Linked DNA regions of Mus musculus: all the other regions are linked to region 4. A link is a loop called in an ENCODE intact Hi-C map of the cell type or tissue named here. Cell type or tissue: left cerebral cortex. All regions are shown on one strand. Region 1 holds the start of Lgi1 (leucine-rich repeat LGI family, member 1). Region 2 holds the start of Gm32491 (a long non-coding RNA gene). Region 3 holds the start of Fra10ac1 (FRA10AC1 homolog (human)). Region 4 holds the start of Gm9886 (a long non-coding RNA gene).

What was found. Hi-C counts contacts between places; a loop is a spot of excess contacts. Peaks named below come from ENCODE experiments on the same cell type or tissue, not always from the same donor. Only the 100,000 strongest peaks of a DNase experiment are listed, where the experiment ranks them.
Region 1: it touches region 4 in a loop (4-fold over the local background); 14 of 42 quality-filtered maps call a loop at or near these places.
Region 2: it touches region 4 in a loop (5-fold over the local background); 14 of 42 quality-filtered maps call a loop at or near these places.
Region 3: it touches region 4 in a loop (7-fold over the local background); 6 of 42 quality-filtered maps call a loop at or near these places.

The regions. Positions count from the first base shown.
Region 1 is chr19:38,260,400-38,268,399 of GRCm38, reverse strand. It overlaps Lgi1 (leucine-rich repeat LGI family, member 1), which reads right to left and starts at 3,713. Exons shown (of 8, transcript NM_020278.3): 1 at 3,303-3,713; 2 at 2,754-2,825. The coding sequence starts at 3,517. Gm32574 (a long non-coding RNA gene) reads left to right here and starts at 7,646. Exons shown (of 2, transcript XR_386685.3): 1 at 7,646-8,000. It overlaps Gm32491 (a long non-coding RNA gene), which reads right to left. Exons shown (of 3, transcript XR_386684.3): 2 at 6,800-6,914; 3 at 5,738-5,817. It overlaps Gm32771 (a long non-coding RNA gene), which reads left to right. Exons shown (of 6, transcript XR_003952844.1): 4 at 219-299; 5 at 1,486-1,541; 6 at 3,664-3,866. In left cerebral cortex, a CTCF peak has its summit at 4,399 (motif pointing right); DNase peaks (open chromatin) are centred at 4,074, 4,394, 6,859, 7,844 and 9 more places; H3K4me3 peaks cover 4,563 bases; H3K27ac peaks cover 5,145 bases.
Region 2 is chr19:38,250,952-38,258,951 of GRCm38, reverse strand. Gm32574 (a long non-coding RNA gene) reads left to right here. Exons shown (of 2, transcript XR_386685.3): 2 at 1,034-1,784. Gm32491 (a long non-coding RNA gene) reads right to left here and starts at 200. Exons shown (of 3, transcript XR_386684.3): 1 at 84-200. In left cerebral cortex, a CTCF peak has its summit at 4,968 (motif pointing left); DNase peaks (open chromatin) are centred at 97 and 4,958; H3K4me3 peaks cover 358 bases; H3K27ac peaks cover 419 bases.
Region 3 is chr19:38,220,648-38,228,647 of GRCm38, reverse strand. Fra10ac1 (FRA10AC1 homolog (human)) reads left to right here and starts at 4,496. Exons shown (of 14, transcript NM_001081075.2): 1 at 4,496-4,686; 2 at 6,735-6,811. The coding sequence starts at 6,735. In left cerebral cortex, a CTCF peak has its summit at 4,605; DNase peaks (open chromatin) are centred at 3,751, 4,169, 4,520 and 5,106; H3K4me3 peaks cover 2,084 bases; H3K27ac peaks cover 2,216 bases.
Region 4 is chr19:38,319,944-38,327,943 of GRCm38, reverse strand. It overlaps Gm9886 (a long non-coding RNA gene), which reads left to right and starts at 653. Exons shown (of 5, transcript XR_003952846.1): 1 at 653-1,194; 2 at 1,571-1,684. In left cerebral cortex, a CTCF peak has its summit at 3,038 (motif pointing right); DNase peaks (open chromatin) are centred at 2,547, 3,061, 3,608 and 4,419.

The DNA.
Region 1 (8,000 bases), 60 kb after region 4:
CTCATCCTAGATTCCTCCTTCTTTCTCTTTCTTTGAATGAAGGCTGGCTTCAAACTCTAGATCCTCCTGTCTCAGACCTCTCAAGCAACACTACAATGACAGGGCTGCACCACCACACCTAACTGGAACCAGCCATTTCATGTTCTAGCCAAACAAAGAAGCCAACTGCCTTCAACAAAGACGCAGCAGAATTGATCCTAAAGTTGTTCTCTTCACAGATACACAGATCTATGCTCTAGAATTTGTTGCCAACACCACACAATGCTAGTGACACCTGGGACTTCCTGTTCCAATGGCAGGTTGGTAGCAGGTAGGGTTTCTTTCTGTCTGCAGAACATTCTGTCTGCAGTCATAGCATGCCAGAGTCACTGATTTTCTTACTTAGTGAAAAATGCTTTCATTTGGCTTTTTCCTGAGCATATGAGGAAGCAGAGAACATGGGGCAGGTTGCATGGGAAACAAAGTCCTTAAAAACGTGGTCTTGGAGCTTATGCACAAACTTTGTGGTTTTGCATAAAATCGGAATGGCCAAATCTACTCTGCTGAGGTCAGCAATATGAGGTAATGAAGGACATACAGGACAGAACTACTGGCTCCATTGTTACTTCTGAAACCTGAACTGCTTTTAGAAATAAGGGCTGGAATGTTCCATAGGAACTCAGAGCATGGGACAGCGGGGCATGGCACACACTCAGTGTGGGCTATTTAAAACCAGGCTCTTGGCTTCCCTCTGTGATTCTAAATACGTGAAATCCCACTGCCCTACAGCAGCCGGGGACTATTTCTATGACATTGCCTGGCACCTGTGCTCAGAGTGGCTGAGTCTACCCAACAGAAAGAAAGTAGAGTACAGGCCAGGTTTCCAGCGTCTAGCCAATGTCCACCTTGTGTCAGATCGAGAGAGCACTGGGGGACTGAGAGGTCTTGAAAGTTAAGGATTCATTGGACTATCCCAGTTGCCTTAGCACATTTTTTTTAAAAAGCGCATTTTAAACAAGCCATTTATATGACCAATAAATAGTGTAAGCAAAACTGATCGTTTTCTCAGGATCAGCACAGTCTGTAGAAGGAGCCCAGATTTATAGACATTGCCCCTTTCTGAATTATAAAACCTGTTTAAACATGTTTTTTTCTTTGACATGTTAACACTTCCTGTAATCAAACGGATAAATAAACCCTTAGGAACTCTGTACTTAATTGCAATCAACCAAAAGCCTTAGGCAGGAAAGGACAGTAAGAAACCTTGTTACATAATGTCAAAACACCTGATCAAGTTTGTAACGGCAATCAAACAGTCAAGCCAGTTGTAGGATTTCTGACAGACCACAGAATATATTAAGTAACTTTTAGCATTTTATCTTGATGTAGAAAAATTAAAGCTACAGCCTTTATAAAAACATGTAAGACTTTGCCAAGGCCAGTACCCCCACATCTTGGGCTTGATCTAAAGCTGCTTGTAGTGATTCACACCTTTGATCTCCGCAGTGGGGAGGAAAAGGGGAGAACATCAGAAGCTGAAGACCAGCAGAGCTCTTGGCAAGGTCAGTCAGCGTGAACTATGTGAGACCCTTTTTTTTAAAAAAATTAATACTTAAATTTTTATTTCTCTCTGATCACAACACTTCAAAAATATGTCTTATCATTTCCATTTTGTAGATAAGGAAGCTGAGGGGAGAAGAGGGAGAGGGAGAGCTGGTCTGAACAAGACCACATGGCAACATTCCAGTGATTAGTGTGATGAGATTAGTGGGGTGAGATTCGAACACAGGACTCTTCAACTTCAAATGCACAGTGTTTGCCCATGCATAAACACAATGGCTAAGCATGGATGGCAAGGAAACAAATATAAATCTAGAAAGCAAATAAATTAAAAGCTTGGATCTTAATCACACAGTTAAGTAAGATATCTCAAATTCAGCATATGGACAGTCGACTGTGTCTGTTTTGGAAGTGTCTGTCTGCTAATCTATGATTGATGCTGGAGCACCAGAGACCCCTTGACTCTCATGTGATACCCATGAAGAACTAGGCTCCAGTTGCCAAACATTATTCATCAGAACAAATTATACATATTTCATTATCCCTGTAAAGAGGTCTGATTTCCTAGTCCAGTGCTATTTTTGAATATTTTTCAGGCATGGACTGAATATGTGGCTCCCTTGTGGCCATCTCAAAACATAGAACAAGGAGTATTTGCTGTATTAATATCATCTTTTCCTTGCTGTGAGGGGACTAGTTATAAATTAGAAAGCAGCCTCTTGAGAATTCGTATTTTAAGAAATTACCTAGAAAGAACCAAGGGTGTTTTTTTTCCTCTCTCTTTTTCTCCCCACATGGTAAATCATACAGAGACATAGTCTGCCCCAGATCCCCAAGAGACAACATCTTGAGTGCATATGTGATGCTGGGCTCTGAATTGACAAACCCAAGAACTCCAGCGCAAAATAACCGAAGTTCCCCAAGTTAAAAATGAAAGTAAGATCATCAAAATTAGTATTCTTGTTGCATCGTCCCAACAACTTCACAAATAGCCATTAAGCTAGACAGCATCACAGGTAATTGAATTTAAAGAATCAACTTTTATGGTGGATGTGAAGTTACAAATAACCCATCTATCTCCCGCTTTACCCATGTTCTCGCCCCTTTCAGAAGCATCATCACATTCAACAGAAACAATATTAAGCTCGTTTTACTAGAAGGCTTATCCGAATACATGCCATATTAAAAATAGTCATTATATAAATGTTTCTCACAAGAGCTGCAGCGATGGTGTGAATAAGAAACTCCCTTCTGAGATTTCAGTAAAACCAGATCTCACAAAGGATCTGAAAGAAAACAAAACACACACACACACAAAACAAACAGACACACACACAAAGAGACACACACAGAGAATAGATCTTATGTTAATCCAATTTACCATAACAGTTGCTATATTCCCCCACTATTTTATAAAGTACGATTCTGTCCCTTCCTAGAGGAAGCGAGAGAGAGAGAGAGAGAGAGAGAGAGAGAGAGAGAGAGAGAGAGAGAGAGAGAGAGAGAAAGAGAAGCCTGCTCCAGGTGCCTCCGGATAATGTCCAGGGTGGGGGCTAACTAAGCATGATCACTAGCAGCTTATCAAAAAATCACAAATTTTAAATGCAGGAAAATGTTAGTGCTGTCAAATGGTCAGGCATGCAAGAGGAATCTGTCTCACGAGCTCCATGCCCCTCTCAGAATACATACAAACCCCCAAATCCACCAGCTGGATTTTTTCTTTTAAATTGTAAATTAGATATCAAAATGCTTACGGGCCTTACAGTGAGATAACATCAGGAGGAACGGTGCGTGGAATGGATCTCGCATTCTCACATAAAGCGTTATCTTTGCTACAAGTACACACGGCAGGGCATTTTGGCTTCGCTGGTTTCTTCCCCTCAGTCAGCAAAACCACAGAAAAGAGGCATAGGAAATAGGCAATTCTTTTCAGGGGAATGCAGGCATTTCCCATCCTTCTGCTGCTTTCTGATTCCATGCAGTCGAGAGAATATCCCCACACATGAACAGGGCTTCTGGAATTCAGCTGCTGATTGTCTTGCTCTAAGAACAGGTCACATAGGAGTCCACCCTTCTCTGCTTCTCTATCTGCTTTTTTTTTTTTTTTTTTTTTTTTCAAAACAGGGACCTCCAGCTGATTCGTGAGCTGTTCCTCGCTCAGGCAGCGCACTGCTGGGGGAAGAGACCTGTGAGGTGCTGCGAGGTGGGAGCGAGCCAACTGCTGGAGGAAGAGAGCCGACTCACTTCACAGAAAACACTGAGCACAGACCAGTCTTCGAAGGCAAGCGAAGTGATGTAACAGAAAATAAACAGCTTTCTGCTTTCACCGGGAGGCCCTTTAATTGTTACCAAAAATAGGACGGCATTATGTCTTATTAGTGGGTGGGTGGGCGGGCGGGCGGTGGGGCATAGCATCTTAGCATAGGATGTGGGCAATCTCGGGAACCTCTGGGAATTTGCTCTTCATGTAGCAAACAGCCTAGTAAGAAAAACTAGCTTGGGGGACAGTCTTGGCTGGGAAGAGGAAGTTAAATGAAGCTGTCTGCTGTTAAATCCGTGCCTTCCCTGGCAGAGCCCACCTGGTTGATGCCACCGTTGAATGAAAAACCCGTGAACACACGGAGACTGTCAATTTCAGGGGAATACAGTGTGACTGAATACTTCTCTGACACTTATCAACTATTACAAATTATTGATTTTCATAATCCCCCACCACCTTGCACAGCCCACTCCTCCCTCCACGACAGGGAGGCGACAGAATGGTAAGCCGCCCCTGTGTATAATCCAGTCTCCTCCCTTCTTGCTCTCCCTTCTTTGGCAGTGTTCCTTCTAAAAGGCTGGAACGTACTCCCTGCCAGCAGGAGGCAGCCAACTCCAGCTTCCTGGGGCTTTGAAACTGGGTCTGGCTCACCCAGCAGGCTGCAATAAAGTGAAGTGCTAGAGTAAGCTAGAGACCCCACTTGGAGATCCCAGGTCATCTGGAAAGAGCGGATTTTTACAGACAAGGGAGCTATCCTGCCTGTAGAGTGGGGACATTAGGGATGATAGAGACGATAGGACAGATGGTCTCCTCATGACTGTGGGAACCAAATAAAAATCACAGGCTCTTATTGGCATATATCATAGGGAAGAAGAAGACACTCTCTTGGAAAGGGAAGTTTGTTTAAGGACAAAATCAAAATAGTGTGACCTTGGCTGTGAGGTTGTCCAGCCCCAGAGAGTGAAAATATCCTTAGGACAGTAGAAAAGAATGTCCTTTGACCAAGCTGATGGCGGCCATCCCTCATGGTGGCATAGCCACTCTGGTAAGTCAAGCACGGTCCTTCCTTTTCTTGCTTTTAAAAATTGAACGTATAAAATGAATTGTTCGAGTACCCGTGCCTTTATGAGACAAAGCCACCCTTATCAGAGGTCTTTGCCTTGCCATTCTCCCCCCCCCCCCCCCGCCCCTTGTAGCTGACCCTAGGCCAACTTCAGTGAACTCCTTTTGTTTGTTGGCTTAAAAAAAAAAAAAAAAAAAGAGCCTTGCTGTCTGTCTATGTAGCCTGTGATGATCTTAGGTTTTGTTCTTTCTGCCTCAGCCTCCAAAGTTGTGGGATTACAGGTAGGTGTTACAACTGACTCCGGGCTCAATGGCTCCTTTAACTCTATTGGCTTTGTGAGAGGAGGGCAGTGTTAGTCATGTTCACACTCTTATTGGATTGCTGGGATGAGGATGATGATGGTGGTGGTGATAATGTTGATTCGAGAGGATTAAAAGCTTCATGGAAGTGGAAACTGCTGCAAACCAGGGCCAGCATTCACTGTGTACAAGGTGGGGGTATCCAACGTGCCTGTAGGAGCTCGTTGGACAATGCATGGTCTATTCACATGCAGTAATCATATATTCACCTAATATACTTCAAATTGCCCCACAGTGTTATAATAAAGGGACTTGCCTTGGTCGGAGAGGTCAGGGCACACTTCTATGAAGAAACAGTGAAGGAGCGAGGAGGGAACAGCTTGTGCAAAGCCTGGGGTGCTCTGCCGAGCCATAGGATGCTGCTGCTGCTGCTTTAAGCAGAAATTCTTTCCTGGTGCATGTTTCAAAAAGACAGGTCTTAGAGAAGCCCTGCCTGTAAAATGGACTGTGTTACCACTGTGGATGAAAGAGACTGTTCTCGGAAACCCAGACCCGTGGGCAAGCCTCAGCTCACCAGTAATGTATCACTTCAAAGGTGGCCACAAGTTGAATCTTTTAAAAATTGAATCCTTCTGCAAGTGCAGGATGGGATCTCTCTGCATATAAGGAGATTACACGGTGAGGATTTTATACCGTCATTTTATTCAAATTGCCGCTCTCTTAATTCCCTGATTTTTAATAACTTTTGTTAACCACGACACAGTGGCCTTGAACGTCTTCATGGACCTTAGATCTTGGATCCAACCCCTGCATATTATATTTTGATGGGGAAACTGAGGCACTGAGCCCCCACACAGACACCTGTTGACAGAGCCATTACCCTGTATGACACAAAACAATGGTAAATAGGTGATTCAAACAACCAACGGGGTCAAACAGGATATTCCCTCCCTAGGATAGCCTCTCAGATACAACCAGATATCAAGATTGACAAGCCCTTGGCTTTGGGCTCCCTGACAGCCAAGCAGCCTCCCTCTCTCCCTCCCTCTCTCCCTCCCTCCCTCCCTCCCTCCCTCCCTCCCTCCCTCCCTCCCTCCCTTCCTTCCTCCTTCCCTCTTCCCTCCCTCTCTCTTTCTTTCTTTTTGTCTTTCTTTTTTGGTGTGGAAAAGCCAGGAAGAGAATGCATGACAGTAAGAAACTAAATCCCTACCATCCGCTTGCAGCTCAGCTCAGCTCAGTTTGTCTGTCAGTTCAAACGGAGAAAGGACCACTTGGGGGGGGGTGGGGAAGGACACTAAGGACAAACTACAATGGGCATTTTGAAAAGACAGTAACTTTTTCTTTTTCTATGGCATTTAAAGCCCAGACTTGAATTCCTTACTCAATTAAAACGCCCACCAAGATCAGGCACAGTTTAAACCATGCGGTGAAGGATGCTGACAGCCTTTCTGGGAAGAAGCTCTAGAAATGGAACTGAGGAGGGGCTTGGGAAGTCTTGAGAGGGTTGAGGTCAGACAAGAGGACATCCTGCTGGCCAAGCTTCCCACCCTGCTCTCCTGGGAAGCCCCCGAGGAGTGTAGAACAGATATATAGAAGTTTCCACAACTCGGAGGTCCCTAAATAAAGTTGGCCACCTACCTGTGGACTCTGGTGACCTTTGGGAGAAGGGCCTAGAGCAGATGAAAGCAGAGTTGGCAGGAGACCCAGGGGAGCTGGAAGGCCCCGTTGAAACAGGCTCCGCGCCTAGTCTGAGCTGCAGAGGAACAATGGAGAAGAATCCAAAGCTGGCTCTGTACCTTGCCAGCAGTGTGACCATGGACCTATTTAACTTCTTAAGTCACAGTTTTATTTCTTCCCTTGTTGAGGGGATATTGCACACAGAGTTGCTGAGAATACTAAAGAAGATCACATATCTAAAGGCTTGGTGTGAATCTGATACTTAAGAAAGATTCATCATCATCATCATCATTGAAACAAGACAACTTCAGATTGTGTGGCTCCCAATACCTGGAAAGCAATGTTTTCACATAAATACGAGGTCAGTTGATGTCTATGGTCACTCTAGGAAGCTGCCACTTGTCTTACGATGTCAAGTGCTGATGGTATTATGAGTTTAATCACATGAAGGAACCAAAAGGAACCAAATGAATAAAAGAAACAAAACAACCCTACCAGTCTGGTGAGAACTTCCACACCTAGGGTTGACCTAGACATGGTCCGGAGTTTGAAAAAGAGAAGGTTTCTGAGAGAGAGAGAGGGGGGGGGGAGAGAGAGAGGGGGGGAGAGAGAGAGAGGGAGAGAGAGAGAGGGGGAGAGAGAGAGAGAGAGAGAGAGAGAGAGAATGGGTTCTTCTTAACCCACTGCTCGAGTATATGTGAGCTGAAGATGTTTTGAGATCCCTGTACCAAGATGGGGGTCTCCTCTAATTAGAGACTCCACGGTGGTGTATGTGGATACTATGAACACAGAGGAGGTGCCAGGCTGATGCAGAGATGTGAAGCAAATTACATCTTTATCCAGGGCCAAGGCTCAGAGTCACCAGAGTCACTGATGCTTTGCTTCAACAGCAGCTCAACCTTGGTGGCCCCAGCTGGGCAGCCATTGGAGGAACTGGCTATGCTCAGAGCTGCTGAAGTGGGTCCCAGGAGTGTGCTGGCGATCTAGAAGGGTGGATGAAAGCAGAGGAGAGAGGAACAGCCTGTGCTGTGGGTACGAGCCCAATTTTCCCTTCAGCCTGGCGTGGCCTAGGAAACCCCACATTAACTGTGGTAAACAAATCATTAGGAACCCATCAGGCCTGGCCCCACCTCCTTCTGCAGATGCCCGGGCAAGCAAGCCA
Region 2 (8,000 bases), 69 kb after region 4:
TACCCTATAGTCACAGAAAAGTACAAGCGGGAGAAGCTTGGCTCAGGGCCACCTAGCTAGTGAGATTGGTTCTGGGCTCTAACCTGGGACTTCTGACTGGCATCCACAGCATTAGCTGCCTCCCTGGTGAGCCATAGGGAATGGGATATACTGTGTGTTGCTTTGGAGGCCAACAGTACCAGAACCTCAAGGCATTGCTGTTGAACTACAATTCCCAGCATGCACCTGAACTAGCTATGCTCTTAACTCCTTCTTCACCAAAAGTTCCTCACTGCTTTCTATAAAATCATTTTTCAGTGACAAATTGCAACCTCTCTATGGCATGACTGTGCAATCACATGAATGTAGATGTGGATTGGGTGAGTTTCTGGGTTAAAATAGCTTTTTCGTTTCCAGTGTCCAAAAGAAGACATGGGAGATTTAGCACAGTAAGATTTAGATCAGAGAGGTTGTAATTTAGTCGTTGTTTTGAGACAGGTCCCACTGTTTAGCCCTGGCTGTCCTGGAACTCACTATGTAGAACAAGCTGGCCTGGAACTCACAGAGATCTACTTGTCTCTGTCTCCCAAGTGCTGGGCTTATAGGTGTGCACCAGCATGCCCAACTATAATTTCGTTGTTTTTTTAAAAAAGTCCACCCATGGGAACTTTTGAGGGAACCCCCAAGGGACTCTAAGGCATCATGCAGAAGCCCAAAAATGGAGCCCCAGTTTGATACCTAGGGAGGTGTGAGAGTTGGCCAAGAGGCAGACAGAACAAGGAGAAACAGCCTCTTTCGAAGAAATAGGTGAGGCAGACTAAAGTTATTCCTGGGTTTATGGTTCTTGGCTGATGTGATCTGGAGTGTGGGATCTTGATAGGGCAGTGCTTGGTGTGTGAGAAAGGCATACCCACCTTGGCAAATTAGTTGCTATCTCTGGAAATTAGCTAGAGAACAGCAGTCCCTCCAGCTTAGCCTGGTCCTAGATGCCAAAACGTTGGAGTCCAGGAAAGAAGACATACTTAACTCCTATCTTATATCTATTCTTCAGCAGAAAGCTGATCAAGCCATAAATGAACTAGAAACAATACAGGGGCTTGAAGACTACTCCGGTAAGAGCGATGGTCTCCATCAAAAGGACAAGAAGAAAGCAAAGTGGGAACTGCAGCCTGGGATGTTTTGTTCACTGAGATCCCAAGGCCATCTCGGGCAAGTGAGAAGAAAGGGAGCAAATCTGATGGCTTGAAAATGCAGCTGGGCATGGTGGCATACGCCTGTAATCCCAGCACTTGGGAAGCAGAGGCAGGTGGATTTCTGAGTTCGAGGCCAGCCTGGTCTACAGAGTGAGTTCCAGGACAGCCAGGGCTGCACAGAAAAACCCTGTCTCGAAACAAACAAACAAACAAACAAACAGAAACAACACAAAACAGAAATTAAGGGGGCTGGAGAGATGGCTCAGCGGTTAAGAGCACTGACTGCTCTTCCGAAGGTTCTGAGTTCAAATCCCAGCAACCACATGGTGGCTCGCAACCATCCATAATGAGATCTGATGCCCTCTTCTGGTGTGTCTGAAGACAGCTACAGTGTACTTACATATAATAATAAATAAAATCTAAAAGAAAAAGAAAAAGAAAAGAAAATGCTTCTGGAGGGAGGACACACAACTTGCTTCTCTGCTCCTTTAAGGGCATGGTCACCAACCAGGGAAAGTAGGTAAAAGTGTTTTGTAGAAAAGAAATGTTGGCTTAGAGGTATGAGCTTGAACTTTTATTTACTCTTAAAAAATTAAATCACATTTTGCTTAATTGTGCCACTGGTCTTTATTGCTGACTCTATATAATTTCATGTTTCTCTTCAAGGCTGAGTTGAAAATGAATGGTGGCTCTTGCCTAGGTCTTCAAGGGCAGAGCCACTCCTAGCTCACGCTGGCAGCAGAAATCGAACCACCCTTGCTTTTTCACCTGATTCAATTACTTCCTAGAGAAGGAAAAACAATGCTGTTGATTGATCATGGTGATGATAAGGAGTGTGATGATGATGACAATGGTGGTGGTGATGATTATTAACCTATGTCATTGCTTTATATTGTTCCAAGAACTGTTTTATATGCTTTAGAATAAAATATCCCACTTAGTCATTATAACATTGGTTATTGGCCTCCAGTTTCTAAGTTAGAAAACCTGAGGTTCACCAAGGTTAGGTATAGCTTGCTCAAGATAAGATGTCTAGCTGGCTTTAAAATAAAACATCCAGACCTTAGAGTCTATGAATGTAATAATCTCTTCATCTCCACAGATCTCTGTAAATCACAGTGGTTTCCTGGAATAAAGGTGAGTGAAGGTGACCTCACCCGGTCCACACAGCGAAAGCTGGGTGAGTGTAGACCTTCTATGAGATGGTGAATATAGGGCTCGTCCACTGTTCTAGCTGCAGAGACAGGACTGGGTCTTGGATGTTCTGGCATATGGGAGGATTGTCGACAAGACATAGCAGAAAGGCGAAGGGGTGGGGGTGGGGGTGGGAGCGGGAAGTGACGGATGCAAACATGTGACCTGTGCAACCTTGGGTCCTACTCTTAACGCCTTTGCTCTGGTTTTCCAAGGAAATTCTTGGGCTGAGTCATCTCTAATGATGCTATCCTTATAAAGTGGCCCTGCCAGCAACCCAATTAGGAAGTAATTATTGGAAAGGCAAGGGCAGTGTCGAATAGGTTTTTGTACATTGAAAAATAATGAGCAGAGAGTTGCTTAAGTGTTCTAGAGATCTGAAAACATTAGCTCTAGTTACCTTTTTTTTTCCCTTCAGTGTTTTGTTTTGTTTTGCTTGGTGCTGTGGACCTGAAGCTAGTGAATAGATGAACATTATTTATGGATATTCCTGGATGCTCAAGGAACACTCAGGACAGAATGAGTCATTATTTAGCAATGGGAGTGTTACAGAAGGCCGTGGAAGCAGAGGATATGGAGACACATAAGGACATTCTCCTTGTTTTGGCTCTAGGATTCCCACCCTGTGTGTGAATATTAATTCAGAATACTCATGCCTTTCTAGGAAGTCCTTGGAAATGTGTGTGGGGAGTTCTGTCATCAACCTAACTAGAAAATTTCCTTTGAATGTGCTGGATGGAGAACGCTAAGGGTACAAATCTTGGGTCCTTCATACACAATAAAGAATTATCCCATCCCAAATGTGCTTAGATCTCTGGCCAAGAAGGAACCGAAGAGGGTTGCATGGTTGAAAACATAGCAAACCTTTTGGTACAGTTTTCTGAACGTTGATCAATAATGTATCCATTAACTTGGGGAACCTGCACACTGCCCATACATTATCCAAATCAAATGGACAGTTCTGATAAGAGTGGAGGAATGGCCCTGTGCCCTTAGCCAACACATCCTTTTCTTAGGCTTCACTGTCCCCATCTTTACAGAGCTAATATCCTTGGACTCCCTAAGTTCTCTCTCTAGAAAAAAACAAAACAAAACAAACAAACAAACAAAAAAACTGTGTTAAAAAAAACCAAGGTCTAGAAATGTTTTCACTTTGTGAATGGTCAACACGTGTACTTCCTTTAACAAAAATGTATAAGTTTAAATCAAAACTTAACAGAAGAGACCCTATGCATGTATGGAAATGCCACAGTGAAACCCTTAACATATACAAGTTGTATGCATCAATAATTATAATAACCTATACAAGGTGATCCACACCTGTAATCTGGCCGGGAGGAATTAGGAGGATTATAGGTGTATAGCTAGCATGAGCTACGCAGCCATTCCTAGTTAGTCCAGCTTAGGCTACATGAAAAGTCTGTCCAAAACAACAATGACAACAATTAACAGCAGCAGGAAATAAACAGGACTAAGTGATCTCAGATAACAAAGTAGGATCTTAAGTTAATGTATGAATATTTGAATTTTATCAAATCCACACACTCTGTCCATGAACTACCTACCCCGAGACAGAAGTCGATCCTACAAAGCAAGGTTGCTTATGAATAAAGTCAGGATAATTCTAAACCATGGGCAGAGTAAAAATAATTTAGGTAAACTATATTTTGGGGTGGTGCTATGGAATAGCTGTGGCTCTCAGAGCTGGTGCCACAGAACGAGGCTGGGTCACTGAACTGTGAGACAGAAAGCACATGGACTCTTCTTCCTTCTGTTTGTTGCCCACCCGAGTCAGTCCGCAGACAGTTCCCAGCGGTCAAGAGAGAGCGTTAACTGTTCTTTTAAATGTCCCTTTTATTAAAATGTCATGTTTGTGCTTTGGTTTAAGACGGTGGAGTTAAGTGGAAAACCACACAGCTGAACTGTGAAAACTTCAGAAACTTGGCCTGTGTGTTGCTGGGTTTCAGGCTTTTGTCTTTTGTCTTCCCCTTTGGAAGGCTTCTGTTTCCCTTTGTTTCACTTTATGCTTTCATTCTGGAAGAACTCAGTGTGTTCTATTGCTTCTGTGACTCGAGGCCTCTATCACAACCCCCTAGTTTCGGTAGGAATGGTGACCCAAGAAGCAAAGAATTTGACCCCAGAAAATAGCAAGGGGATGAGAGAACCAGCTATGACCATAGGATTAATGCCCTGTGGGTCTAGGGCAAAAGGGTGGGCTTTAACAGTTTCTGAACCACACTTTCACTGGTCCTCCAAGGGTCCCACTGCTCTGAGCAATGGAGACAGGAAAATGGAGAAAGTCAGATTTCTGGGTCTCCTGCAGGCCTAGTGCTTCTCTTGTGTTATCTTGATTGCTATTTCACCAGCCTTGGACACTAGGCACTAATTAATGTCACTAATTAATGTCATAGTACAGATGAGGAACTAGAACCTTGGGGAACCGCAGTGATAATCCGAAGAACAGATATTTTGTATTCTGCCTTCTGTCTCTTTCCAAATTGTTCGTTGTGTGACTCCTACTTTCTGGGACCCATGAACTAAATCTTGGACAGTTCTTATCTATGTGAGCTCCTCCTGGCTCTGGAGGCTCTTGGGTGACACCTACTGGCTCTCAAGGCTCTGGGGACACCTGAGAGACTTCTTAGGTCTTAAGTCAATGTGAGCTAGTGTGAGGGTTATGACTCGGGTCTCGGCTTTTCCATTTAACAGTTGGGCACTCAGTCAAGTTTTTATGATTTTTGCACCCTCAGTTTCTTCACTGATGGCATGGATATAATACGTGCTTTCTCAGGATTGCTGCGATAAAGAAATGATCTATACCAGACACTCATGGTGAGCAGTGACTCTTCTAGCCTGCCTCCTGTTATCCAGTGTCTCCTCACCCAATATAATAGCCTCCTCCCAAATCTGTCAGAAGGACCTTGGAAGGAGAGGGTAAGAGAAAAAAAATAGGTCTTGGGATCTGGAGAACAAATGTGAATGTCTATAACCCAGATCAAGATCAGCTCCCCCATTGATTCTCAGCTTTTTGGGTAAGATCAAGCGAAGACAGTACCCACTGATCCTCAGGCCTGTGTTCCAGGGACTATTTTTGCAGTACAGGGGTAAGTCTCAGAACAATTGAGAGGTATAGCTCAGGCCTCTTTCCTGAAGTTGAGTCAGATATAAGGATTATCTTAATGAAAGAGCCAAAACTCTTAAGTCCTTTTAAATATCACAAAGAAAGTAGCTCTTTTGTTACTCTTCTTAGTTAACATTAGTGATAGCACAGGCCTTGAGTGAGTGGTTGGCTTGTACATTATCTAAGGTTCACTGATATATCACATTATCTAATTTATACCTACACAACACTGAATCTGTTTAATTTTTTTTAAAACTGTGAACACATTATTCCTCCATCACTTCTTTCAACAACTATACGCCCTCCATATGAAACATAGCATGTCACTAAACATTCATATATAAAGAGACCTGCAGAGTTCCTGCAGAGGCCTTTCAGCCTCACAGGATCCTGATGTAGAGACAAGCAACTAAGTAAGAGGACGCAAAGTACAGGGAAGGGCCAGGCCAGTCTGGGGAGGGGAGGGCAGCATGGCCCCACAAATGTCTGACTAACTTGTTGGACAAGTTTATACTTAAGTCTCTGTGACTGTCTTAGTGTGTCCCAGGGGCCATCCTAGGGGCTGTCCCGTCTCAGGGATATGGAGAGCCGTGCCGTGAGCAATCGCCATTATAAGATGGCGCTGGCTTCCACTGCGCCTAACTAGTAAAGAAACCTTATGCGCAAGTGCAAGAGTGAACTCACGCCTAGTCACTGCCCATCTCGGGGCGTAATGGGGTGATGGGCAAGCAACGAATCAGGAGCTGTCACGCCACATCAGGTGCTGAAACATCATGCTGCGGGCTATATAAGCAGCACCATTTTCTGGGTTTGGGGTCTTCCTCCTGAGAAGTAAGCAATAAAGCCTTTTGCCGCAGAAGATTCCGGTTGTCCTGAGTGTGTTCTTGCTGGCGGGGACAAAAGCTCGGGCAATACAGGGGCTGTAGCTTTCCTGGGCCTATTCGCTGCAGCATCCATCAGCTGATGTAGCAGTGGGCAGCTCCCCTCTTGGACAGTTTGCTTCAGAAAGAGCAGGAACACTCCTCCTCACTTCACAAAGAAGTTGTGAAGGGTTTCAGGACACAAGAGAAGAAGGGGAAGATTGACCAATAAGGACAGCAGACAAGAAAAAGGCACCCTGCTCACTGCCTTTCCCGCTGAGCACTGTGCTGAGAGTCATAGAATGCACCACACCCCATCACTCACGTCTCACACCAGCTCTCCGAGGTCTGCACTGAGCATGTGCACATCTTCTCAGTAAAGGAAGGCCCGGAATCAACCACCCACGAATCTAGCAATGGCAGAAATAAGATTTGAACCCAGGAGATATAATTGGTCATTTCTTTTCTTTTTAATAGCATATATCCATTCACTTGTCTGTGGACGTGTGCACACGTGTCACAGTGTGTGTGAGAGGAGTCAGTTCTTTCTTTCTACCTCCTGGGTCCCAGGAATTGAACTAAGGTCACCAGGTTTGGTGGTGAGAAGTGTTATCAGCTAAGCAATCTTGCCAGGCCTGGTCATTTCTCATTAAGGCAATCCCTCCCCCTCCCTTTTGTTTAAATCTCCCTAAGGAAGAGAGTGACACTATTCCTAGCAAGGGTCTTTGGGTAGAATAAAGACAGATATCCTTTGCAGGGGTTATCAATGGCAAGAAGCACATGAGAAAACAAGCGGAGTGTTTTCTTTCAACTTGCCAGACCCTGCCCTGGCCTTTGTCAAGTCACAAGCCAGTGCCCACACCCCTATGTCTTCCAGGCTGCAGCTCCAGCCTGCTCAGTGGCTCATTTTTGTCCCCTCTCTGCTTCTTGCAATCAATATTCTTAGTTCTCCAGAAAGCCACAATGGACACAAGCATACATATGCTCGCATATGAAATTTTAAATATGTATATATATTTTTATATATGTGGAAAGAAAGAACAAAAGAAGGAAGGAAGAGGAGGGAAGGAAGGAAGGAAGGCCTTCTCTTTTGTCCCTTCCGATTGCTCTTTTTCCTTCAGTGAAGCTGTGAATCAGCCCCATGGTCCTGCTCTGTCCATGCTGTTCAGAGTGAACACTGCCTTCCCACAGGCCCAGACTTGACACAACCAGACGCTATGGACTGAGAACTCTGAAACCAGGAACCAAAGTAAATCTCTCCTCCTTTACGTTGTTTACATCAAGTAATCAAAGGCTCAGGACTAGAGGCCATACCTCAGCGTACAGCCCTGAGGTCAGCACAGATGGAAGTGGATTTGAAAGGTTAAAAGATGCTTGCCTGAGGCTTTGGTTCTGCTTGCCTATGTGTTAACAGGTCTTAGAGAGCTGCTGTGATGATGTTTGTTCTCCAGCTCCTGCATGAGGCAGGCGCCTTTAACTCTCCTCTGAGCCACCTTTGTGGTCTTACACTAATAAACCAAATGAATCCCTGGCACATAGCCATTCGTGTTTGCATAAAGGTCAGACCATTGACCTTTTAAAGAGCACGCACAGGTCTCAATTTCTAGAGGTTAAACACACTTTAAGGGAAGACAAGGCCTCTTGGGTTGGGAT
Region 3 (8,000 bases), 99 kb after region 4:
TGTTTTTGTTTTAAGTAATCCTCTTGTCTTCCACAGGGATGCTTACAATCCTTCAATCTTTCCAGCTTTAGAAACATCTTTCATTTTTCTCCATTCCCTCATCCTTTATACTTAATTAGCCACAACTTCTACCATGTATTCCTTCAGCTATTAAACCATTTCTCTCATTTCCCACTGCCTGCCATCTGTTCTGATGAACTCCCTACTGTCCCTCCTGCCTCCAGCCAGTCTATTAAAGGGATAATATACTACCAAAGCACTGCGCACAATGTCTCCTTTTCAAAGCTGAACCCTTTAAATGCAACATCTGAGCGGATTCTCACACTCTTGTCCATCCATATTGACACCTCTATTTTATAACTCTCCTTTATCACTAACCAAATGCCAAAATTTAGTATTCAAGAACATTCCAAATCGGCCTCAAGTTCTCTCTGTGGCCTTACCTTCACTACTCCTTTAAATTCTACTCTCAGTGAAGTCACCCCCTCATGTTCCTCTAAACAAGTCATAGCTATTTCTACCTCAAGTCTTTTCCTGAAAGTACACTGTCTTGATTATTATCCCCCTTCCCACATCCTTTAACATTTAATATCTACATTTAAATTATAGCTCAAGTCTGATTCCTTCTAAAGCCGTTACCACATTTTACTAAACTCTTTCTCAAGTTATTTGGTTACTTTTCTCCTTAAAAAAAATAGCTCCCAATTTGCCCAAATATCACAACTGCCATCGGCCTATTGAAAGGCAGTAGAAATATTAAACAGAAACCCTGAACTCAGAGTCAAATGTATTTGGGACCATTTACATGCTCATGACTTTGGGAAAGTTAATTTCTCTAAATCTTCTTTCTTGTCTGTAAAATATGAATGATAGTACTTTGTCTTGTTTAACAATATTTACATATGTGTACTTTTGTGGGTATGAACCTGTGGGCATGTCAGCATGTATGCAGCAGTCAGAGGACACCCCAGATGTTGGTCCTTAGGAGCCTTCCACCTTTAGTTTGAGACAGTGCAACTCTTGGCTCTTACAGGTAGTTAGTCTAATTGCTCCACTAACTTTCAGGAATCCATATATATGTATATGGATGTGTATATGTATATGTATGTGTGTGTGTGTATATATATACACACATACACACACACACACACACACACACACACACACACACACACACACATATATAGTTTCTCAAGAGAACCCTGACTAATACAGATGAAAACATGAGGTAGGTGGGTTATAGCCAAGTTGGGGAATCTGTTATAGGCCTTAGATGCCATCTGATAACATTTTTCACCAAGGGTTGGGAAAGGTAGATCTTTGTCCTTTCCAAAAGGACTTATCTAATCTTTGCAAGAATCTTAGATCACACACAGTCGGGTAATAAATGGTTATTTAAAGGGTTAAAGATAGCCCAAGATGTTTGACATTGGATCTGCAACATTTTGACTTACCATAAATTGAAATTGTAATCAGTCAATTGACCTTGTAGAATGATTAACATGGGCAGTTGTTTTTTGGTTTTCTGGGATCTCAATTTACAGCATAGACCAAACCACCCCAAGAGTTTGTTGCTTGAAGCAGCATTTAATTTGCATAAATCTGCAGTGTGGGTCGGACTCAGTGAAGATGGCTTGGGTCTGTCTGTACTACTATTTACCATCAAGAAGACAGAAAGGGTCAGGCAGAAGCTGCATCATCTGTCACATGCAGCTTCGAAGCCTCTCAGCATTATTTCTGTAGAGCCTTGACAGCTGGGGCAGAGATGCAGATATCAGGTTACCATGGAGAAATATTAATGTTGTATCAACCTTAATGAAAAAATATTCATGTGATCATTTTGGGAAAATAAAGTGTGTTCAGACCTAAAGGATAACAGAACATGTATTGAAAGCATGGCTTGATATTTTATGGCCATCGCCATCCATCTCTGGCCCTTATCTAATGCCACCATAGCATTTTGTTGCTTTGAGCATCAATATATTATTGCATTTTTTTGTAATTATCGATAACATATCTTAAAGCCTGGAACCCATAGGTTTCCATATGCCATATACTTATGGTATATGATAGAATACATTGATTTTACTATTTTATATGCTCTGTCTTTTAAACTGATTTGTCTCTGAGATAAAGAAGTGATTTTTACATGTTTGTAATTCCAATGACTGATCCACCCAAAGCATGTTCTTAATGGGTGTTTGTGTCTTTTAATATTGAATTGTAATCGCTTACTTGAGAGTTTTTCATCAGGTAAGTTTTCTGTCCTGTGTTGATTCAAATTCAGATTATGTTATCTATCTATAGCATATACTTTGTATTTAATGTCTCCAGTAGCTGCTGACCTCAAAGCAAAAAATGGAAACCTTTGAATGAATGGAAAATAGAAACACACATCAATGCAGCAGCTACTCCCCGTAGAATCATGAACTGAGAGGTAGGAGCTGAATTGTATAAAAGGAAAGTGCTGCCGAGCTCCAAACCCTCATGGACCTGTGGGGTCAAGGTCTGTGCATATCTCTCTTATGCGTAAAGCAAAGCATGTGTTGAAGAGATGGTGTGTTACGATTCTATTGCTGTGAGGAGACACCACGAGCAAAGCAACTTATAAAAGACAACATTTAATTGGAGGCCTGCTTACAGTTTTGGAGGGTGAGTTCATGGCCATCATGGTTAGCAAGCTTGGTAGCAGGCAGGCATGATGCTGGACCAGTAGCTGGGAGCACACATCCTGATCCACAAGTTATAGGATAGGGGTACGGATACATATATATAACTGGATACACACACACACACACACACACACACACACACACACACGTCATATCTATCTGTCTGTCTGTCTGTCTATCCATCCATCCATTCACTGGGCCTCTGGGCTTTGAGTTTCAATAAATGAGGAGCAAGCAGTCAAGCATCTGAATCTATGGGGCCCATTCTCCTTCAAACCCCCATAGCTGGCAAAGCTGTGGAGAGGCTTGCTGCTCTTTCCCAGGGCCAGGGTTCGGCTCCCAGTACCCACACCACTCTGTCACGCTTGTTCCAGGGCTTACCACACCGTCTTCTGTCCTCCATGTGTAATGTGACATGGAGAAGCAGGCACACACATATGACACAGAAGCAACATCTTTAAAAAATTTAAATGCAGGGCCTACAACAGCAGCACAGGGTTGTTGGAAAACTAAAAAGAAGTTAATAGATAAAAGATGTTTTTTAAAAAGGAACAAAAATGCTAATGCATGTCAAATATTGGTATACAAGAGTTTCATTTAGGCTACAGGAGTTCTTATTAGTGATAAAAGGACAAAGTATTTGGTTTTTAGATATCTATAAAAATTGACTGCTTGACAAATTAACTCAATACTTTAATAATATTAAATTATGAGGTTTCCTATTTACATTTTTAAAGGAAACATTTTTATTGTAGTATAATTCAAATGCACCTTGAAATGCATAAATTTATAATTTTGTAATTAACAAGATTGCAATCGCTGCTCTATGTAAATCAGGGTGTATCTATGATTTGCTGCCAGGAATAAAAAAAGTCTTGAACTGATTGACAGGGATATTGTTATCTACTGGTTAGGATAAAAGATTTAAAATGAACGTGTATTAAGATTCAGAGTTCTTCCTTAACATGGACCCGCTGTAAAAGTGAGAAGCATGCCAGTTCTGTTCAGCAAATGTTTTAGTAGCTCCTGTGATTTCAAAGGCACAGTGTTGGCTGCGGAGTGCGAGATGAATAACTGCTGGTATTGAAGAGAAGCAAGATCTGTACCCAGTGGAAAGAGGAATGGGACGTCACGGTGTAGGGCAAACACAATGCAGGAACAACCCAGTGGAGCTTAAAATAATTTAATTCTGGCTGCCTGAGGTGTTTTTTTTTTTTTTTTTTTTCCTTAAATTTTATATTGGATGCCCTTTCTGCGTGTGCTAGGTTGCTTATTGGCGTAGAATCTGCGACCCTGTGAAATCTTTTTCATTCCCCATTTCTTCTTTTCCTTGCCAACTCGATCTCTTCAGCCGCCAGCACTGCCTTTGGAACAGTATCTATTGTGTGGGTGGCGGAACGCGGGGAAGCTATTTCTGTTCTAATTATGAGCACTGTTTTCGTAGGGGAAAAAGAGGGGGTGATAAGGCAGATCTGAGGCTGAGCTGCTGGCTGGGCGAGGATGCTCGGTGGAGGCGTTACTAAGGTTACTAGAGAGAGGACCGCAGGTGACAGGCGGGGTTTTTCTCTATAGCAATATACATTTTCCAATGAAGGACGTGGGCTGGGCAGTGCCACATTGTACTACATATTGGATTCCCTAGAGGAAAAAGGAGATGGCCCAAAGGAAAAATGAGGGACCAAAGCAGGGAGCCTCTGCTTCCTCTTCCGGGCCTTTTCTTCCGCCGTCTTTGTTTACCCCCGAGCCATTCTGGCTGCAGCACAGAGTCGGCGCGCCGGAGAACGGTGTCTTATCGATGTGACACGCCTCTGAGCCGGGCCGGAAGCGGTTCCCAGCCGGTACCCGTAGGGCCAGGCGTGCAGCGTGCGGTGACAGTGGCGCGGGCGGCGGCGCTGCGTGGCTCTGGAGGACCGGCGCGGACCTGCAGCGGCTCGCTGAGGCCGTGGCTCGTCGCTGCAGCTGTCAGGACTCTTGGGGGCGAACTTGCCAGACAGAGAAGAGCGGAAGGGAAGGGGTGTGTAAGGAGGGCCGTGGGCGTGTTTGATCTCAGAGAGGACTTTGAAACTGGTTCTTAGTAGTTGAGTCTCATTTTTATTTTGACAGATTCGGGAGGCAGCAGATGCCCTATTCTCGAGATTTTCTTAATTCCAGTCAGTTGATAGCATGATTTGAGTGAGAGCTTTTTAGTGAAGCTACTGGGTTAAGATAGCTCAAGGGATGGATGAAGCTGCCCGAGATAAAAAGAAATGTGGCGTCGGAGCAGAGAAGAGGTGTCTGGAATGAGGGGTCAAGATGATCTACTAGTTCCAGGTTCTACTAGTTTCAGGTCTTCCTGTACTAGGTACCGTCCCCAAACTATGTAAGCTTGAGGTTTGGGCTTCTTTACATAACCTCTATGTTAACCTTTACATAAGTGGGGAAGTAGGAGACGCGTCTGTGCCAGCCAGACCTTAGATTCTGCAACTGCTCCAGGCTCCACACTGCGGTTTTCCACCATCAATATATGAAGCACGTGAGGATGGATTAGAGGGTAGTAGAATTTGAACAGCCTTGATGAGATCTGCTAAAAGGTGTGACGTCTAGGTGTATAAGGCAATGATAGCTGTCGGTCAGGAAGAACTGTGGCTTGCAAACCTATGTCTCCAAAGCTTGGCTGTTGCCTTCTCTTTAGCATTTGGTGGGATAAGGAAGAGAGGTATATACTCACACGCCCAAGTTTGAAAATGGAGTTGCAGAGACTCACAGAATTTAATGATTTGACATAGCTACCTTATTTAACAGAATGACAAACAGAAGGTAGTCAAGAACGCAGACACTGGCTATCCTAGCTGTACTTGCCAACACAGATGCTAAAGTTAATGTCTCTTTACCTGGACTGGGTCCTTTCAGCAATAAAGATTGCAACCCACCTTTACCCCTATTAATGTGTGTTACGAATTCTGTACACTTACTGACACAAATACCAAAGCTGAAAAATATTATCACTTGACCTGGACTGGCTCCTTTCAGCTGCAGGAGTTGACTATTGATGATATACAGTAGTAAAATCATCTGTACCCTTGCTCATGTGTGTTCCAAACTCTGTGTAATGCTGGAGTCAGATGCCTTTTCAGGCACAACTGACAGCTGAAGCTTTTCAGCAATTCCAAGACTATCCATCGGAAAATAATAAGACTGACTAAGCCTAGGGGTAAGGAAACTTAGCTTAAGGAGACCTCAGCTAAAACTCATGCTTAAAAATTAAGGAAAAAAAATTTAATCAGTTGATAATGTACTGTTTACAAACACTAATTCTGGCAAGTTGTGCCTAATATTCCCAAGAGATTGTTGAAACTGGGGCCTTAAGAATCAAGTAGATTAGTTTAACTACATTTTCATTCCTAAAATGCAAGTACTTATTTTTAACTTGAAAAATCATAAGCTTTATAAAAGTGCTTATCACTGTGTCTATGACAAAGTAATAATATAGTCACCCAGTGCTTAATAAGAGAGACACTTAAATACATTTCTGCAGCTCCTTCATTGTTCAAACAGCAGAGAGTATGCTTCTACAATGGTACAGCCATCAAACACCTCTACTACAGACAGCCCCCAAACTAGTATCTTTCTAGACTATGAACGTATATAGCATGTTGTTGCAATTATTACTGTAGATAAGTGTAATGGTATTTGCACAGTTAGGCATAGCTACAATGTAGAAGGTATAGTTGAAGTACTAAGCAATAATTTGTATTTTCCTCCAGTGGTCTGTCTGTGGCTGAAACATCTCTAGGGGGTGTGGGGTGTGTGGCACAAATAAAAGTGATGCACTGTTGTCCCTTGCATGGAGTCGCTTTGCAATATCCAGGCTTAGGTTTCACTGGAAGGCCAGTGACTAATGTCCTTATTCTTCTTATTTCAAAGGGATTAAAGTGTTAGGTGGCTGCGTAGACCAGAGACCATGATCTGCCCAGCATGACTTGTAAAGCTTGTGGCTGTTTAAGATCACTTAACTCTCAGTCTTGTGTTTCCTGAGTATTTGGCAGCTCGGGTCCGCACGGCTGACCTCGCACTCCTTTGCAGATGCATGGGCATGGAGGCTATGACTCTGATTTTAGTGACGATGAGCAAGGCGGAGGCTCCAGCAAAAAGAGGAAGAAGTAAGTCTGTTGATCCATAGTTCACACTGTTTCTAGACGGACATGAAGTATAACTAAATCCTGGAAAGGGTTTGGATTGACTTTGCATATGGAAACAACTGCTGTAGCAAGTGAGGGTTTATTCATTGCACTGTAATAAATGGATTTCAGTTTGGAGGTAGTTGTGGGGAAAATGAAGTTTTGTTGTGAAGGAGTTTATTGAAAGGGATAGAGGGAAAAGGAAAGATTTCTCTATTGCATGTTTTTTTTTTTTGTTTTGTTTTGTTTTTTGTTGTTTGCTTTTTCATTTGTTAAGACTGTGTGTCTGCAAATGTCACAGCTTAAAGGAGGCTTGGTTGCTGTTTGTCTTCCCAGTGAGGTGCTCGTGGAGGATGAATTGTAATTCAGAACAGTTGTAATGTTGACTTGAATGAGCAGGTCAGAGTTGGCAAGACCAAGATCCTCTAGCATACAAAGCCTGGGCTTCACAAAGAGGACACATTTTTGTTGTTGTTGTCATTTTTGTTTCCTGAGACAGTTTTATTATTTAGTTCAGGCTATCCTGGAATTCCCTATATAGCCCAGGCTGTCCTAAGACACAGTCTTCTTGGTTTAGCTTTGAAAGTGCTGGGGTTCCAGGTATGAACTGCATGTCCAGCTGGAGGCTACATCTTCACAAAATTGCTGTGTTTAGGGCCATTGTCCTTAGCTTTCAGTGCTTTGAAATGTCATGGTATGTAGTAACAGGAGGGCTTGATTCGTAGTAGCAGGACTTAGAGAAGTTGGTTTATTATCCCATAGTGAGACTGATGTGTTATCACTAACTAGGAATGAACATTTTATAAAATCGGCAGTCTTTATCAATAACAGAAGAATAGTAATAATTATAGCAATGTATGTTTTTTAGATTTCTTTCTTTCTTTCTTTCTTTTTTTCTTCCTTCCTTCCTTCCTTCCTTCCTTCCTTCCTTCCTTCCTTTCTTTCTTTCTTTTAAAAGATTTACTTATGTTGTTTATATGAGTACACTGTAACTGTCTTCAGACACACCAGAAGAGGGCATTGGATCCTATTACAGATTGTTGTGAGCCACTATGTAGTTGCTGGAAATTGGACTCAGAACCTCTGGAAGAGCAATCAGTGCCCTTAACCACTGAGCCATCTCTCCAGCCCTGTGTTGTTTTTTTTTTTTTAGATTTTCATTAAGAAACAT
Region 4 (8,000 bases):
CTGATGAGCTCCCTAGACTCAACCTTTGTCTGAATTCTCATCTCATTTCAGAGGTCCTCGTTTCCAGAGTGCCAATTTTCAAAACTCACATGGTATAGGTCATTTGGGGACCTACTTGGAATCCCAGAGCTGGTATAGGACAAATTGAAGTGATCCAAGAGTTAATGATACTGCACCTTAGCCGGGCATGGTGGCGCACGCCTTTAATCCCAGCACTTGGGAGGCAGAGGCAGGTGGATTTCTGAGTTCGAGGTCAGCCTGGTCTACAAAGTGAGTTCCAGGACAGCCAGGGCTATACAGAGAAACCCTGTCTCGAAAACCCAAAAAAAAAAAAAAAAAAAAAAAAAAAGATACTGCACCTTATTGGAACTTCTCTCCGGACACCCGCCTGAGTAAAAGGAACTTTTGAAGAACAACGTGGCCATTAGTACCTTCTACCTTGGCGGAGTGATGGTCTTGGGAAAGGAAAAAGACCCCTGACACCTATATGTATACAGGCACTATCACATACTTCAGTGTATCCAACGGGTTCTCGAAAAAGCCACTTGTTGCTTAAGATGGTCTTCTCTTCTTTCCTTTCCACACTGAGTGAATAATCCCCTCCCCCTTCCCCCATTCTAATCTCTTCAAGGAAGCACCTCTGAGCATGCTCAAAGAAAGCCTCCTCCTGATAATCCATCCTTTGTCCACTTGCATTGTCAGCTCCCTCTAATCTCTGAACAGAGTTTTCCTCCCAGCCGACTGAGCTCTGGACACTGGCGCTGAGAAGGAGGCGTGTCCTGCATTGTGGTGCTCTTTGGTCTGCCCACTGTATTGGTGAGGCGGGTTCATATTGGCAGGAGGTGTGGCCAATCTTCCTCCAGGGGGCTTGCTGGACTCCAACCCCACCATTTGTCCCTGTGGAATTGGAAAATGTTGAATGTTAAGTTTCATTGTCTTGAGCCACTGAAACTTTCCTTGCATGTTTTGTGAGAAGCATGTAAATATATAGATATCCTGTTTCTCATCCTGAATAACTCAAAGGACAGAGGAAGAGAAGTGTGGATTCATGTGACCTGAATGCTGCAGGCCTTTGAAAATATAAGGATGACAATATTTATCTGAACTGGAAAACATGCCCCAGGGGCCAGACACTGTTTCCAGAAGTCTCACTTGAGGAAACCAAGTAGCAGAAATAGAAGGTTCGCAACAAAGGTATTTATGGGAGTTTTACATTTTGTTATAAAGATCTGGATAGAATACATTTTCTAACAGCCGAGAAATAATTAGCAACTGCAAAATAATGATTTCCAAAGAGTGCATAATGACAGAAAGAAAACTGTTCTTAACTACTTTATCTTTTAATTTTGGGAAATTAAACCAGGACACTATACATGCTAGGTGTGGTGGTTTGAATGAAAATGGCTCCCATCTGCTGATATATTTGCAGACTTAGTCCCCTGGTGGTGGATCTGTTCTGGAAGGACAAAGAGGTGTGGCTTTGTTGGAAGAGTTGTGTTATTAGGAATGTGCTTTTAGGTTTAAAAGCCTATGCCATTCCCAATGTGCTCTCCCTACCTTGTGCTTGTAGATCAGATGTGAATTCTCAGCTCCTGCTTCAGCGCCATGCCTGCCTGCCTGCCCCCATGCTCCCCACGACATTCATGGACTTACTCTCTTCAACTATTAAGCTGTTCACTGCCACGTGAGTGCTAGCAATCAAACCCCTGTCCTCTCTAAAAGCATTGGGGCCATCTCTTCAGAGCCTCTAGGAATCGTTTTTATAAACGTTTATATGTTGACAAAAAGCAGAGTGATAGAGAATGAAATTTTAAGATGGTGTGTTGTGGACGGGCCTGGTGCTGTTCTTGTGAGCCAATCTCCTAATGAATAAAGGAGCCAATCACTGGCCAAGTGGGCGGGACTTCCGGGTTGGACGGAGGAAGAGAGGAAGCAGGAGAGAGTGAGGTCCTTTTAGAATGGGGACAGCATATGGGTAAGATGTAGCTGCTAGAGTTTCCCGGTATCATGGCAGATCTGCAAGGATTGACCACTGGAAGAATCAGATTTTAATAAGGCTTACAAGATTAGGTTTTTGTTGTTGCACCTAGAGATTGAGTTACCATTGTTTCTGAACTAACTTTGTGTTGTGTTTTCCTTCACATGAAGGCTTGTCTGGGTTCAAGAGAGAAAGGTATGGTGGCAAAGCATGGGTTTGCCTGAGTGCACCACACAGGCCATGGGGGATTTGCAGCACAGGGCTGGCATGGTAATGGCCCACCAGTGGGAATCTAGCAAGCTGGTGGAGAGATTGTGGAGTTCTAAGTCAGAGCCTCCATGAGATAAAAAGAGGTTGGCCATTGCCCACCACTGGTGCATGGCCAGCTCGGCCACCGAGGCTGAGAGTTGCAGGCACTAGGGTGGAAACACGCCAGTTCTTTTTAGAATATTTCCTGCAACAGATGGGTATCTCTCAGTGATTAGAGAAAAATGTAGGCGTGCTTCGGAATGACTGCTTCTAAATCATAATTCTGATGGCACACAGGTGATAAAGACAGCACTCATGTTATGCAGTTGAACAGATTTTCAGCATCAGGGCTTACTTCTATGATGCAGTTTAGACAGCAGAAAGGCAGAACTAGAGAGAAATGACAGATGGTAGGAACCTATGGACTCGTGACCAGGAGCCAGGATGAGACCCAGGAAGGAAGGAGTTGCTGGGAGACCACAATGGGGGTCTGTTGGCAGGGGCCTAATAGGAACTAGCAGGTTTTGTGTGGCTGATGAGCTGTGCCAGACACTCTCTGGGATCCTGAAATACAGATAGGGAAGCTCAGAACAGGTCTTGCCTTCATGAAACTCTGTAGGGCAGAGTTCAACCACAGTAAGAAGGAATCTAATTAGCGTGTGCCATTAGGTCGAGGGAGACGCACAGGCTAATCTCTTACTCGTCATGTACTTACTAATTATGTTTAATAGTTTTATGCTCTAATCTGTCCAACTCACTACTTAAAAAGAGTTTGGTTTGGCCACTTCAGCTGCAGAGAGAAATTGCATCCTAGTATTTGGAGACACTCGCCACCAGGGAGCAGCCCTGTGCTATGGTCACCAGGATAAGGAATTCTGGGGCACTCTGGCCATCTTCCTACAACCCCAAGGATGCCTCCCAGTCCCCCTCTCTAACTGCAGCTTTTACAGTCCCCCCCCCCCCCCACATCCCGATTCTTCTGCACTCTAAAGGAGTATATAATCCTTTCTAATGTAAAAGAACCCCACGGCTGTCTGAGCAGCCTGCCTGCCTAGGTAACTGCAGTTACTAATTCTTTCAGTACAGGGGAACGCCAGGGCCATAAAAGGGGAGTGGGTGGGTAGGGGAGAGGGGGTGGGTGGCTATGGGGGACTTTTGGTATAGCATTGCAAATGTAAATGAGCGAAATACCTAATAAAAAATGGAAAAAAAAATAAAAACCTGAATTTAGCTCCAGCTATTCATGGTCCCTGCCCCTTAACCCATGACCCGATCACCCCCTTCTCTCTCTTTCTCTTTTGTCCTCGGCCTGTGATGCTCTTTGCCTACTCTTCTCCACACCTCCCACCTTCCTGCTGCTCTGTCACTATGGTTACGGTGGGGACCAGTTTCTGTGCTGCCCCAGTCCATAGCTTCTGAAGTGATTTCCCCCAGTGGATTCCAGCTAAGTTATATCTTTGTTCTAATCCTTTTCCATCCATCCATCAATCAGTCAACAAATCAAAAGGGGGTGGGGAGAGACAGAGACAGACAGTATCACAATGTTCTATCCTGCAGTACCAGACGTTGTCTAGCTGCTTCCTGTCCTTTTTATATCAGAGAAAGCCCTGGACTCCTACTTTTGCTGTAAACCCAAATCTACATACTACTTATTAAGCACTTCTTGGTTTTGTGGTTTAGTGTGAAAACACTAAATTCTGTATTGTTTAAATACTTTCAATCTGGGGACTTAAAAGGGTCTCTTAGAGAACAATGAATTGAAGTAGAAACCCAGGCTGTCACATGGGGGAGACATCAGCACAAACCAAGTCAGTCCAAGCCACAGTGAGCCCTATTAGGGAACAGCCCACAGCTTTTAATGAGGTTGAAAGCCAAGACTAGAGCTTAGAACTGTCCCCAGAAAGATAGAGAGGACACATTTCCACTGATTTTTTTTTTTTTTAGCAGTGAAGATGATTCTGGAAGAACTTGCTACAGTAACATGGGTCAGAAGGGCAGGGATAGGAGCACGTTGACAAGTGTTTGGAATCCTGTCTGTTGGATTCTGGGTTCCTTAGGATCCTGTGGGTAATTTTCCAGGTTTCTCTGGAGTTACAACCTGCTTAAGTTGTGCAAATGCTCACGCAAAGGAAGCAGACTTATGTTAGTCATTTCTATAATCCTGTTGAAACTATGATTCATGGACTGTATTCTCAAAGGAGATATATATGATGAACATGGTCCAGCCATGTGTTTTTAAGTGGCGTAAGGGCTTTAACTCAATGACACACTTCTCAAAATTTACCCCCTGTTCCCTCCCACTCACTCTCCTTCCTTATAAGGTTCTTTTCTGGATTTCTCTGAACACCTAGAGACAGGCCAGACATCTCAAGTGGTGGGGGGTGTTGCATCCTTCACCCCCCTACACTTGAGGCTTGGCCTTACTGCACATTCAACCACGTTCAGTCTCCACACACTTAATCACTGAAAAAAGAGGCAATTTGTGCTGGTCTATGAAGCCAACTCCCTCATCATGTGACCCATCATAGGTCAGAATATTGCCCCTCTTGATTGGATGGGAGACTAAAGGCCTATGGGAAGAGGAAAGCCAAGGGTTTCCATCATCTGTCTTTGTTGAGGGCAAGTGGGCATTGATAATCCCGATGGTGCCTCCATTTTGGTGCACAGGAGAAGCTGTGTGATTGTTTCAGGGTGATTGAATTAATTGTTCATATCTTAATTGAGTCCTTATGAGTTGTTCTGGTTTGACTCTGAAATGTTTCCTCACGGGCTGGTGTTTTGAATGCTTGGTCACCAGATGGTCAGGCTTTAGGAGTCAGGACCTAGCTGATGGAAGGTCACCAGAGGTGGGTCTTTGAAGGTGCTAACCGTCATCTGATGTCTGTCCTTACCTCTGCCACAGGCTTGCATGGCATGAACTGCGACACATTGCCATGTCTTCCCTACTCTGCCTCTGTCTCCTACAACCATCCTTATCATTCAGCAAAGCTAGTCAGTCATCCTTCTAGGTAGCCTGGGACGCTGTTTTTGGACTCACCAGAATAGATCCTCTAATTACTCTCTGGGACAACATTGTCTTTCCAAAACTCCCTTGCCTAAATCTTTTCTCATCTTTGTTTCCTGGAGTGTAGATGTCCACAATTACCATACATAGTCATTGAAGCTACATGAGCATGCCAGTTCTGCTGGCAGCTCTCTGGTGGACATGTAGATCTATTCTTCTTGAGCCATGTCCCTCTCCCCTCCTCCCACCTCCCAAAAGCTATGAGTCATGCTGCTCAACGCTCCTTCTTCAGAACCCTTTAACAGGTACCAGACTCTCCTACAGTGAAGATCCATGGCTTGAAGCCATATTGAAGCTTCTAGGTAGACGTTATCTCTCGTGCCTGGATGAATGATTCTGGCATTTATCATAACAGCTAATGGTTTGTTTCTGGGAAGAACCCGAAAGTACAGTCAGAAAGATGTCTGAGATCATCAACTATGATCTGGTTCTTATTCGATTTGTTGTCAGGCAGTGGTATCTTTTCATCTTGTACCACATATTGCGGTTGTTCCAACTCAAGGGCCTTTTAAGGACAAAGCTGCTTGCTCTGGTGTACTAATAATTGTTACTGCTATGACTCACTTGCCGTAGCATTCGTGACAAAGTAGCTGAGAATGTAGACATCTCCAATATCAGCATTAGGTCACTGTCCCCTTACAAATTCTTATTTTTATGTGTATGTATGTGAGTTTATGTACACCATGTATGTGGGGGGGGTGCTGTGGAGGCCAGAATAAGGCATCAGTTTCACTGCTGGAACTAGAGTTCCATCCTACAGGCAACCACCTGCTGTGGGTGCTGGGATCTGACTCCAGGTGCCCTTAACTGCTGAGCCATCTCTCTACTCCTAGGTTGCCCTTTAAACTTTCTCCCCGGGAGAGAAGAAGATTTAGAAGTTGCTAACTATGAAATGCTGGAAATAAAGGGGACTGAATTTAGATAGTTCAAAGTCCTGGGTTATTTATGATCAATAATACCAAATTTCATTTCATAATATTCAAGGATGTAGGTGTGACTAGGAGTGTACTTCTAGGTAGATGCTGTAAGCCCTTTTAGTTGATAGATCTGTTATAAGGGGTCTGTGTGCTGCTCCCAAGTGTAAGCATAGCAGTGCACATCTGGCTCAGTCATCAATGACTGCCAGGACACTGGCATACTGACCTCAATATAGGTATATGAGGCAGCAAAACCACCATCAAGCCAACAATGGTCTCCACAAGATAGCTGAGCTGGAAGGGGAGGGGACTTATTATTGCCTTTCCTTTATGAGGAAAACTTCCCACTGAAAAAGCTATTCAAGTGTTATATGAAGGTCACATGAGGGCCAGCAAGATGATTCAGTGCATAAAGGTATTTGCTGCCAAGCCTGCTGACCTGAGTTCAATCCTAAGGACCTACATGGTAGAAGGAAAGAATGGACTCTTGATAGGTGTTTTCACACACACACACACACACACACACACACACGTACATGATAAATAAATGTATACAATATATTTTAAAAAGAAAGTCCCTTTAAATATTAAACAAAGTGCTGGGGGTGATGCATGTCTTTAATCCCCGCACTTGGGAGGCAGAGACAGGAGGGTCTCTGGGTTTGAGGGCAGCCTGGACTACAGAGTTCTGTGTACTAGTCCTACATAGAGAAAAGCTGTCTCTACAACCATAAAAAAAAAAAAAGACAAAGCAATTCCAGTAATAGCAGGAGCCCTTCCCCACCCCTCTCCAGTCTCCTGAAACAGAGACTTTCAGCTGTTTTGTGTTTCTAATGATACCTACTTCTGTATTCTAATTGGGGTAGTGTGCAAGGGCTGAAATTCCTTACGTTATCTGTCCTGGATACGCAGTTGTTGACTTATTATTAGAATGGGTGGAGATTTAAATTTCTCAGCGCTATCTCCCAGGGCCCTTCCCATTTCCCTCCCTAGGCCCAGGACCAGTGATAGAGGCCATGACAGCAGGGACAGCAGTCCCCAGAGTACGGGCTGCTTAAGCTTGCATTCAAGCTTTGTGACCTCAGGGAATGAATGTAAGCTCTCCAGCCTAACAGATACGTTGACAATAAGAGCGACATAGGTGAATGAAAAAACAGATTGGGTTAAACTATTGGAGCAGTTACATTAGCTGGGAGTAAGTGTTTCATAATGCTGGCTTCAAGTTAAGTTTTGTAATTGTTAAATTTAAAGAATTACACTTAGGGGCTGGGGCAATGGTTCAATTGGTAATGTGTTTGCTACATAAGCGCAAGAAGAAAACCCAGCTTTGACAGTCCTGCTGTCAAACCTGGGACCCAGTGCTGAAGAGGCAGAGACAGGAGAATCCCCTGTGCTCATTGGTCAGTCAGTGAGAGACTCTGTCTCAAGCAGTAACAGAGAATTGAGGACACATGGCATTGCCCTCTGCTGTCCCCCGCCCCCCACATGCACACACAAGCAGGCATGTACGCAGGTACACTCATGCACACATACATACATGTAAACATATGCTCACACTCACATATGTAAACACAAACACACACATAGATTCTGTATTCAGATCACTGCAAATATATAAATATTAGTCCCTGCTAAACATTAGTCGGTTTTTCTGCTTTCGTGACTTGTTCCCCGGAAGCTAATAATTGCATTGGTACTTATTTAGTTTTCGGTGAATCTGATAACTGATTCTCAAACCCTCCTCAAGCTCAATAGCAACAATACGTTATCAATAACTTCTCACTTCATTTTA